Regions from separate parts of the Homo sapiens genome. Here region 2 is linked to region 1. Evidence: chromatin contacts called from ENCODE Hi-C data. All regions are on one chromosome and are shown on one strand. The core of a region is the stretch at or near the end of the contact, and the rest is flanking DNA. Distances in the headings are between cores, read along the strand shown. Region 1 holds the start of CTSE (cathepsin E). Region 2 overlaps SRGAP2 (SLIT-ROBO Rho GTPase activating protein 2).

Region 1 (5,880 bases), core at 1,135-3,634:
AACAATTGCCCCAGGAAATTACTCCCAACTTTTCTCCCAACCGATGGACATCTCTAGCCTTGGGGTTTCCAGAGACATTCTGTCTCTGGGACTTGTCCTGTATCGAACAAGACATCTTTCTGTAGCTCTTCTTTTCCAATCCTCACTGAAACTTCTGAGTTACCTCTGGACAAATGGACCCACCCATGCCATTGTGCCCCACCAGCCCCACCTGTGTGCACCAGGAGATAAGGCTACCAAGCCTCCTTGAAACAAGCAGACTATCTACACTAGAACCCGACTCACCTCCCTGCTCAGAAATAACCAATTAAATTAAACTTCCCCTACATTCCTTTGGGTGTTCCAAAGGAAGTGAGTCATTATGTCAAAGATTTCTCTTTTCAATGGCTTTCTTTCTATTAATTCTGATCAGTATGAAAGTTACTCTCTTGGACAGCAGCCACATTTTAGTTCTTCCTTGGCTTTGCTCTATCTCTGCTATAAGCAGTTCCACGGCTGACTCAAAGATGGAGAGTGGAAGCTGGTGTGGCAGGGATGGCCAGTTTCTGGAACCTAAGCCCCCCTTCCCCAGAGTACCAGGCTTGGCCTCCCAGGACTAGCCCCCAGACATTCTCTGCTGGTGCTCCTGGCCCCACTTACTGCAGGCTGGGCTAGTGCAGTACACAGAGGGGACCCAGAGGTTGGAGGAGCCAGTGTCGAAGATGACAGTGAAGTTCTGTGGTGGGGAGCCAATGGAGATAGTGCCGAAGTATTCCATCTGCAAGGAAGAGTGAGAAGGAAAGAGGGTGTGGGTGGTGGGGAGGGACAAGGGTGCTCACCAGGAAGCCAGGGGAAAGCTCCCAGGGGCCAGAGCCTGGGGTAATACAGACTGGAGTTTACAGAGCCTAGGAAGTGGCAACGCTGGAAAATAAAAGGTAAAAGGAGCAGAGAAATGGCCATGAAGGAGGAAATCAAACCAAGCCTCTGGCTACTTCATTTGATTTTACTTGCACTAACCTGATTCTTATAAATACATTGTAGGAGAGGCAGTGGAGGAAGAACCATCTGTTTTACAGACCAGGGAACTGGGGCTGGGAGAGGTTAAGTAACTTGCCTAAGGGTACACAGCCAGTAAGCTGCCCAGCTGAGAGCAGAAGCAGGGGCCTTCAGTGTGGGATGATGCTTTCACTCCCAGCCCTTTCCTTCTGCAGAGAACTCTGACATTTGGGTACATGGGGGCCTGCTTAGCCAACTCCATGGGGACCCAGGGAATCAGTCCCCATGGATCATCATCCAAGTGAAGAAATCCACAATGGCCTTCGGTGCTACTGATGTGGCACTGGCCATGCCCTAATGCTGGGCCTTCCTCCCGCTCCCACCTCTCCCCAGCCCTGACCCCAGGAGGCCTCACATCCAAGTAGTTGATGAGGGGTTCCTTGGCACTCTGGTCCATTGAGCAGGACTCGGTGAACTGGATCATGTCCAAATTATGGGATTTCCAGAACTCAGAGAGCTGGCTCCGTGCCCGCAGCTTCTTCTTGAGGGACGGATGCCTCCTGAGGGGCACCCTGGAGACAAACCCCCATGTAAGCAGGAGATGTACTTCTGCCTCCCTCTTCCCCCCATTCTCGTCCCATTTTCTCAGGGGCCAACTAGAGAAGATGGGGTGGGAGGGGGGGATCTGCAAGACAGCACGCAGGATACAGGTGGGATCAGCGTCCTCTCTGCCACTCAGCCTGCCCGGCCTCATCTCTGCCCTATAGAGTCTTAGAATCTTAGAGTGGAAATGGCTCCCCTCCTGGAGCTGAGGTCTTTGAGATCTAGGAAAATGGGAGATGTGGGGCGGTCTACAGTTTTACATGAACATCACGAAGGGCTGATTTAAAGGGACAGAAAAACTCTTGGGGACAGTGATGGTCAGTCCCCTGGGGAAGTCCTGGGGCGCTTTGAGCTACAAACCACAACTGCAGGTTCCTGCTCTTTTGCAACACAAGAAGACCCCTGGGACTTGGGAAGGCACCTCCGTGGAGGTGGAGGCAGGAGGATGACTTGTTGAGGACTGGAGATTAAGGCCATACACAGGCGGTCACTGGATGAGTCTCTTCCATGCATTGACGCAAGCCCTCAGCTTCTCCTCCTCTTCACCTCCCCATCAGCTTTCCTACCCCAGAGCAGCCCTGAGTTGCAGGGCATGGGACTACCCAGCTGAACACAGTGCGGGGACGTCTTCTCACCTGTGAAGGGATCCTTGGGCCTCTCCCAGCTCCAGGAGCACCAGCAGCAAAAGAAGGAGCGTTTTCATTGTGAGTCCGACCAGCAGCTTCTCCCTTGCCCCCTCCTTTCTTCTCTCCCCGAGGGCAGTGGGAACGGACTTTCCCTAACTCTCAGACCTGCCCAGCCCAGTCTGAGGGCCGAATGATAAGGCCCTGGAGTCATTAGCCATGCCCAGAGTAAATACGGCATGTGGAACAGGGCGTTCCCCCTGCACCTCTCCGTCCCTTTCCCACCTACAAGAGGAATATGAGTCTGCGGGGAGAACTTGGGAGTCCTCTGGGGCTTGGCTTCTCTCAGGGCTTTGGCACCTCCTCTGACCCCAAGAAACCCTGTTAATGAATCCGGAGGGCAGCACATGCCTGGCTGCCTGGAAAGGCCCACTGAACTCTTACTGCAAGTGCTCTAGCTGGAGACTCTGGAGGGGTGGGAGCTGACTTGTCATGGGTGGCAGGATTCTAACTCAAAATATTCGTCAGTCTGTTTTCTGGGTGATTCCTGTTCTCTCCTCAATCTCTCAAATGCTCCAAAGGCAGTTTATCCTTCCCTGGCCCACTTTGAAGCACAAACCAGCACTCCTCAAAGGCCCTGAAATGGGAAAATGTAGCTGCAGATTTATGGAGCCCACTCTCCTGACTCTAAGGACTTGATGAATCTGGGGCTGGGGCTCAGGGGTGTGTGGAGGAGAATGCAGGGGCAGCGAGGGAGGGTCAAGGGGGTCAGCGTCTACAGCAAGTGCCCGCATGAGTCTACTAAAGCGGCCATGACAAAGTACAGGGGGCTTAAACAACAGAAATTTATTTTCTCACTATTCTGGAGGCTGGAAGTCCAAGATCAAGGTGTTGGCAGACTTGGTTGCTTCGGAGGCCTCTCTCCTTGGCTTGCAGATGGCTGCCTTCTCTCTGTGTCTTCACATGGGTCTTCCCTCAGCGTGTGGCTGTGTCCACATCCACATTTCCTCTTCTTATAAGGACGCTAGTCATATTGGAGTAGGGCCCACCCTAATGACTGCGTTTACCCTTAATACCTCTTTAAAGACCCTATCTCCAAATACAGTCACGTTCTGAGGTACTAGGTGTTAGGACATCAACATGGATTTTGGAGGACAAAGTTCAGCCCTTAACAGTGCTCAGGGACAATAGGATCTTCTATCTGTCAAGTGGGACTAAGCGCAGGGGTGGAGAGTGGGTGGGGCTCAGGCCTTAGTTACCGCAGTGTGTGAAACCCCCTCACCATCAGCCTATCTCTGTGGCCACCCGCCTCATAAACAGATGGTGGGGCTTCAGTGCCTGGGGTGGGGATGAAGGGGTTACAGGTAGGAAGACCCTGACCCTGACTCAAGTTAGCCAGGGCAGCAGAGGCCACCACCATATGCCAATGCTTCCAGAGGGCACTAGCTCAGCAGTAGGAAGTAGATGGCCTGCGTTTAGGTTTAGCTCTGCCCTGACCAGCTAGTGTTCTGGAAAATCTCTTAAGTGCTATGGGATCTGCCTTTCATCTCTGAAGTTCAAATGGCAAGCAAACGTGGAGTATGGAGCTAAGCCAAACCCACCCTTGGGTCCAAAAATGTTAAAAAAAGACATCAAAAAGACTTAAGGAACAGCCTAGACCTTTGACCCCTGAACCCAAGGCAACAAAGCCTCTTTGGCATTTCCCAGGAGCCCGTCTTGTTGATCTTTCACTGGGGAGAGTGGTCTAAACCTAGAAGGGCAGCTTGAGTCAGAAGTGGCTAGAAGTGGAGATCATTCATTTTGGCAGTAAACTCTGCCATGTTTTGCCCGTAACTGCTTATTCACCACATACCTTAGTTTTGTCATCTGCCAAATACCTTACCTACATCAATGGGTTTTTAAGGAGGATTAAACAAACAAAATAAGGTACAGATATACTTGTTGTACTGCACTCTGCTTTACTGCACTTTGCAGATACTGCTTTTTTTTTTTAATTGAAGGTTTGTGGCAAACCTGTGTCAAGCAAGTCTATCAGCACCATTTTTCCAATACTGTGTGTTCATTTTGTGTCTCTGTGCCACATTTTGGTAATTCTTGCAATATTTCAAAGTTTTTCATGATTATTTTATCTGTTTTGGTGATCTGTACTCAGTGATCTTTGATGTTACTGTTGTAATTGTTTTGGGGTACCACAAACTGCACCCGTGTAAGACAGAGAATTTAATAAGTGTAATTGTGTGTTCTGATTGCTCCATTGCTCTACTAACTGGTCATTCCCCCATCTCTCTCTCTCCCTCTCTTTCTCTCCCCCTCGGGCCTTCCTGTTGCCTGAGACACAACAATATTGAAATTAGGCCAATTAATAATTCTACAGTGACCTCTAAGTGTTTAAGTGAGAGGAAGATTTGCATGTTCCTCATTTTAAATTCAAAGCTAGAAATTATTAAGCCTAGTGAGGAAGCCATGTTGAAAGCCAAGAAGGGCTGAAAGCTAGACCTCTTACACCAAACAGTTACCCAAGTCATGAATGCAAAGAAAAAGTTCTTAAGGGAAATTGAAGGTGATATTACAGGGAACACACAAATGATAAGAAAGCAAAATAGTTTTCTTGCTGATATGGAGAAAGTGTTATTGGTCTGGATAGAAGATCAAAGCAGTGACAACACTCCCTTAAGTCAAAGCCAAATCCAGAGCAAGGCCCTAACACTCTTCAGTTCTATGAAGGCAGAGAGAGGTGAGGAAGCTGCAGAAGAAAACGTGAAGCCTATGGAGATTTCTGCAAGGTGAAGCAGAAAGTCCCAAAGCAGAAGCTGCAGCAAGTTATCCAGAAGATCTAGCTAAGATCATTGATGAAGGTGGCTACAATGAACAACAGATTTTTAGTATAGACAAAATAGCCTCATACTGGAAGAAGATACCATCTAGGACTTTCATACTAGAGAGAAGTCAATGCCTGGATTCAAATCTTCAAAGAACAGGCTGAATCTTTTGTTAGGGGATAATGCAGCTGGTGACTTTAAGTTGAAGCCAATGCTCATTTGCCCATTCTGAAAATCCTAGGGCCCTAAAAAACTATGCTAAATAGAGTTTGTTTGTGCTGTATCAGTGGAACAACATAGCCCTGGATGACAGTACATTGGTTTACAGCATGGTTTACTGGATATTTTAAGCTTGCTGTTGAGACCTACTGCTCAGAAAAAAAAAAATTCTTTTCAAAATTTTACTGCTCATTGACAATGCAACTCATTGCCAAAGAGCTCTGATGGAGATTTATAAGGAGATAAATGTTTTTATGCCTGCTAACCCAATATTCATTCTGCAGCCCCTGGATCAAGGAATAATTTTGACTTTCAAGTCTCATTATTTAAGAAATGCATTTTGTAAAGCTATAGCCACCATAGATAGTGATTCTGATGGATCTGGGCAAAGTAAATGGAAATCTTCCGGAAAGGATTTACCATTCTAGATGCCATTATGATTATTCATGATTCATGGGAGATCAAACTATAAAATTAAAAGGAGTTTGGAAGAAGTTGATTCCAATCCTCATGGATAACTTTAAGGGGTTCAAGACTTCAGTGGAGAAAGTAACTGTAGATGTGGTGGGAATAGCAAGAGAACTAGAAGTGGAGCCTGAAGGTGTGACTGAATTGCTGCAACCTCATGATCAAACTTGGAT
Region 2 (5,880 bases), core at 2,437-4,936, 390 kb after region 1:
AAAACTCCCAACTGTGGTTTCCACGCCAGTATTAGGGATACAGTTCATACCTTGACACAGTTATGATCCTTCAGGATTTAATGAAACCCGAAGAGGTAATCCATCATACATCTTTACCAGATTGTTATTTATTTTAATGGTTCATCAAGTGATAGCCAGAGTTAACTAATGAATTGTGAACATGAATTTAAAAAATGATTTCTGGAATCACAAGTAGTGAGAGGAAGGAATTTGTATCCATCTCCTTTGAGAACTGTGGCTGTTTTCTGAGCAGTCTGGTCTTGTTTTGAAGGTTACAGCTTCTTGGTGAATTTTCCTCATTAGGAAACCTTTAGAGTCTCCTGGGATAACCTTCCAAAGAGAGAGGCTTTTGAGGCTTGCATTGTTGGCAATGGATATTTCCTGAAGGCTTTCCACCTCTGGGCCCTAAAGTACTGTTCCAAACCCACAATTAGGCATTGGTTGGGGATTTGGATATTACCCCGGGAAGAATGACAGCAGGTGAGCTGGCATCTGGAGCAGATGGAAAAGGGAAGGTGATAACAGAGCCTCTTTCCTTGCAGAAGTTCTTGTGCAAAAGCATAAAAGGACAGAGGGAACAGATCATGAATAAGGCAGTAGAAATGATTTGGTGTAAGATTTGGTTTTGGCTTGTTTTATTTTTAATTTAGAGAGTACGGGCACACTAGGGGCTTGGTTTGTAACTGCTGAGGAAGGGTCTACCCAGAGGAGAGTGAGACTGCTCATTCATTTATTCATCATGCATTTATTGAGTATCTGCTATCTGCTAGGCGTGGTAGTATCAGGGATGCAAAGGATAATGAATGACATGGTCTCTGACCATAGAGAGGAGGCAGTCTGAAGAAAAAGACACATGAGTAATAAACCCTCTGTGACAGGGCTGTATGAGAAGTGCTGTCATGGAGATTTGCATGGTACACACAGGACCATCTGGGTGAACATGGGAGGGCTAGGGACTGCATCCCAGAGAAAGCAGATTTTTCTTTTGTTTTTAAACAAGAGAGAGAATCAGATGCAAGCTCTTAGTTAAAAGTTCACACTGTACAGAAAAGTATAGAGTAAAAGTAACTCACATTTGTTCACTTTTCTTTTCTTTTTCTTTCTTTTTTTTTTTTTTTTGAGACAGAGTCTTGCTCTGTCGCTCAGGCTGGAGTGCAGTGGTGCAATCTTGGCTCGCTGCAAGCTCCGCCTCCCAGGTTCAAGCAATTCTCCCGCCTCAGCCTCTCGAGTAGCTGGGATTACAGGCACTCACCACCACCATGCCCGGCTAATTTTTGTATTTTTTTGTTAGAGATGGGGTTTCACCATGTTGGCCAGGCTGGTCTCAAACTCCTGTCCTCAAGTGATCCATCTGTCTCAGCCTCCAAAAGTGCTGGGATTATAGGCCTGAGCCACTGCACCTGGCTCTGTTCACCTTCTCTTTCTATCACTCTTAATCCTAAGTGGCAATCCATGAAATCAAAGGTTTGATGTATAATTATATGTTTTACTTAATATACATTAAAAGACAGACAGAACTATTACCATTTAAAATGGTGCATCCACCTATCTACCTCAGTGATCTCATATATCACCAGTAATTCACGGATCACACTTTGGGAAACCTGGCCATTTGACTTCTGAGTTCAGACTTAGGCAGATAGCCCCTGATCTGGAGGATGAACCACTGCAGCAGGAGGTGATCAAGGCAAACTAAGACCCCCAAGAAAGGCTGTGGAGGAGAGCGGAAAAGATACTGTGTTAAAAGTCCAAAGGCCTTAGATTGGGCCTGACACTACCACTTGCTAGCTTGCAATGATCAGCAATTTATTTGATACCTCCCCTCCCCTGAGATAATCTTATCTGTAATAAGGAAATAATATCTTCCCTATGTGCCATACAGTTATTTATTGTTAGAGTCGAATGAGAGAATATGCGGTGAAGTGCTCTAAAACCTGCTATGTTGCTGCATGCATAAAGCATTAATACTACAAAATTTAGTTCTGCTTCTCTCCTTCTCCTGCTCTGTACCATGATGGATGGGGCATTTTGTCGTAATGGTTAAGAGCACATGCTGTATTGTCAAACTGCCTGTATTTGGATACTAACTTTACCACTCACTAACTGTTTGACCTTGAGCAACTTAATTAAACTCTCGAAACCTCAGTGCTCTCATGTGTAAAATGGAAATGATGATGATGATGATAGTTCCTAGGGTTGTTTTGAAGATTCAGTGAATTGTCTGGGGACATACGGTCTCTCACTGGGCAGACGAGGGTTGAGAGAGAACAAATCTGAAAGTGCAGCACAGCAATCATATTTTGACTGTGAGAGCAGGTGGGATCACATTTCCAAAACTTCATCTTGTATTTAGACCTGGATGTGTGTATGCAAGTCGGGGATGTCAGCCCCTTCCGCTGAGTGCTCAGAAATCCGAAGCTTTCCATAAAGACTCCATGCAGAATAGAGAAGGAAGCTGTTGAGGATATGGCTCAAAGATGCTCCACATCCTGGGCTTGCAGCTGAGGCAGGGACTGAGCCTGCCATTGGCACTGCTCCTGGTGTGATGGAATGTCCCCCCCTCCTCCCACCGAGGGGCCAGGGCAGGGTGGGATGTCAGTGGAGGTGACAGATAGCAGGTGTGTGTCCTCACACCAAGAAGACCAGGGCTCAATAAGTTCATCTACCCTCCCTGCTCTTCCTCAGTGAAACTGCAGGAGAGGGGCTCTAGGAAACAATTTCTTTATACTGGCCATCATAGAACTCCCAGAAAAAACCTGGAGAAGGATATTAATCCACCATGAAAATCAACAGCTGCCCATATGATCAGTGCCTTAAAGAAATTAAAAAATTGACTGGTGGAAATTGGGTCAGAAACCAAATGACCTCTATATAGGGGAATTGTCCAGCTGAGCATCTGTGATTTTTTTCTTCTTCTTCAGGAGTCTGATTGCTCTTTTTCCTCCTCCTCTCTTACAGAAAATGAAAGAGTACCTGGAGGGCAGGAACCTCATCACCAAGTTACAAGCCAAGCATGACCTTCTGCAGAAAACCCTGGGAGAAAGTGAGTGTGGGAACCCTCTGCTAGAGGCTTGACAGTGAGGCCAGCTGGAGCTTTCTTGCTGAGCACACGCCTCCATCCTCAGCCAAGTGGACCCGATCTTGTTGTATGAATGCCTTTCTTTTCTTGGCTTGTTGGATGTGGAAGCACACACCCCAAATGACTGCTTGAGTAATGGGGAAAGGCCAATGCTTAATGAAGCACTAACGTGTATCATCTAGTTGTTTAAATGGAGCGTGCCTGCTCTCCACCCAGTCCCTCCACCCTCGCCTCCTCTGCCACGACTAGGGTAGAGAGGCTGAGGGGTTATTTATTCTCCAGACACTTTGTTAAAACTCCTAGCTCCTCTGAGGCAGCACTGAGACTGGAGCAAGAAGGTAGGGAGCTGTGAGATGAGATACGCAGCTGCTCTGAGAGGAGAGAATCCTCAAATGCAGGAGGGATGGACAGACTGCTGCTTTCTATAGCTTCCAGAAAGAGCATCAGTTTCCTTCTGCTTTGAAAGCTCCTAATGCTGTTTAAGTGGCAGCCCTCTCTCGTGTGGCTATGCTGAGGCCTTGGTGCTGAATGGACTGTCTTGTCTCATAGAATGATTTTAACCAGACCCTGGAAAGTAGCAAGGCAGAGAACTGGACCGGCACTCTGGACTTTCTCTCCTCAACTGTCAAACAGAAGGTGGAGGTTGAAAGAGAAGCTTCCCCAGGGTTTTTTGGCACCCTGCCCAGATTTCCTGCCCAACTCTCAGCATCCTATGATTAATGGGATTCCCAGGTTGGGGATGCCTCTGAATGCCGCCCCCCCCTCCCTGCCCCACTAATCTAATCTCCTCACTTAAAGATAGGAGGGAGTGGAAGGGAGAAGCTGCAGGGAATATGTGCTAACATCAGTTACAGGCAAGCCTGTACTTACACAGAGATCTGACATTTTAAAATAAATTCTTGAGCACTCTTTAGACAAACTGCAAAGTTTAGGAAAGTGTGCAATACTCCTTGGCTCATTGGCCCCAGGAATTGGAGCCTCACTTCTTATTATACCAGAACCTCCTACCCACCTTTTTTGCCCTGTCCTTTTCCTGCCTTGGATGATTTCCCAGATGATTAATTTTTTTCTCTAATCTTTTATCTAATGACTTCTTTTTTTTTTTTTTTTTTGAGATGGAGTCTTGCTATGTCACCCAGGCTGGAGTGGAGTGGTGCCATCTCGGCTCACTGCCAACTCCACCTCCTAGATTAAAGGGATTCTCCCACCTCAGCCTCCCCAGTAACTGGGATTACAGGCACGTGCCACCACGCCTGGGTAAGTTTTGTATTTTCAGTTGAGATGGGGTTTTGCCATGTTGGCCAGGCTGGTCTCAATCTCCTGACCTCAGGTGATCCACCCACCTCAGCTTCCCAAAGTGCTGGGATTACAAGCGTGAGCCACCATGCCTGGCTGATCTTATGACTTTTTTTTTTTTTTTTTTTTTGAGATGGAGTCTTGCTCTGTCACCCAGGCTGGAGTGCAGTGGTGTGATCTTGGCTTATTGCAAACTCCACCTCCCAGGTTAAAGCAATTCTACCACCTCAGCCTCCTGAATAGCTGGGATTACAGGTGCCCACCACCATGCCTGGCTAATTTTTTTGTATTCTTAGTAGGGACGAGGTTTCACCATCTGGGCCAGGCTGGTCTCAAACTCCTGACCTCAGGTGATCTGCCGGCCTCGGCCTCCCAAAGTGCTGGGATTACAGGTGTGAGCCACCGGGCCCAGCACAATCTTATGGCTTTTAAGACATTTTCTTTTATGTGAAGAAAGCTGGTTAGATAATTTCTATTCTTCTTCCTCACCACCGAAAGGACTCAGACTAAACAAGTTTGGGCATTGAGGGCCAAACTTTGCTTATAGAAAATCTTTACTCTTGGGTTATCACATCACTCCATGGAGAATCAAGACAGTCTAAGCATAGTCCATAAGTAAGACAGAGAGCAGGGCCTTGGGGCCATACAAATGCATTCATATGCGCTCACATTTGTGTGTGTGAGTGAATGGGTTTACTCACACATTTATGCACCAAATGTGCTACTATGGAGGGATGAAGGCTGATCATTAGTGCTGCAAATTGTCTTAATCTAAAGATGACAAGTTCTAGCAATAAAGAAAAAAAAAAGCTATAAATCTTTCTGTGTGCAAGTCATCACGTCCCTGCCTTCTGAATGTTTTTGTCACCATGATGCAGGAGCCCCTTGTTCTTGCCGTAGAGGGATAATTGATGTGTATGAATATTCCAGAATGGAAATGGAACAGATGTAGAAAATAATGGCTCAGAATAATATTTTTGCACATAAGAGCTGAGCCTTTGGTAACGAGAGACAGTTAGGGGTAGGGGATGGCGTTGCTCAAGATGAGCTGAACTGTAAGCAACAATTACCAACCTTTAAAGGCAAGAAAATGCCCTGCCCTCCCTCCGCCAGCCCTTGGAGTTGCCTTTGCAAGAGCTTGGATAGGGAGGAGTGTGGGAGCTGATTTTTACTTCCCCCAGCTCAGCACCTGCTAGGGTTTGCCCCTGGTTTAAATAATGCAGATCTAAAACAGATTGAGCTTCATTAACTGTGGTCCTAAAGAAAGCAATATATATTACATCATTTCCCATGTAGACATGCATATATATTTTTTTAAAACATGAGAATACTTCTCATGAACTTGAAGATTTTCAGTTTCATTTTTTTAAAAGCTAGCAATGACCCATTAAACTCCTAAGGCCCACTGTTAGATTGAGAACCATGATTTGCTAGCAGTATCAACATTGTATCTCCCATCTCCCTTGCCACCTCAGTCAAACCTA

The links. Hi-C counts contacts between places; a loop is a spot of excess contacts on that map.
Region 2: a map with no recorded cell type shows a loop between it and region 1 (2.3-fold over the local background). The contact joins the enhancer-like site here to the promoter of CTSE in region 1. A Hi-C loop is called at or near these places in 2 of 37 single-sample maps with no recorded cell type.

The regions. Positions count from the first base shown.
Region 1 is chr1:206,021,511-206,027,390 of GRCh38, forward strand. It overlaps CTSE (cathepsin E), which reads right to left and starts at 2,385. Exons shown (of 9, transcript NM_001910.4): 1 at 2,214-2,385; 2 at 1,391-1,547; 3 at 640-757. The coding sequence starts at 2,281.
Region 2 is chr1:206,412,910-206,418,789 of GRCh38, forward strand. SRGAP2 (SLIT-ROBO Rho GTPase activating protein 2) reads left to right here. Exons shown (of 23, transcript NM_015326.5): 11 at 2,980-3,064. Among named protein-coding and RNA genes, the nearest start is that of IKBKE, 55 kb to the right of the region's middle. Within about 2 kb of position 3,687, at least 2 of the 41 ENCODE cell types and tissues checked have a DNase peak (open chromatin) inside an H3K27ac peak, as active enhancers do.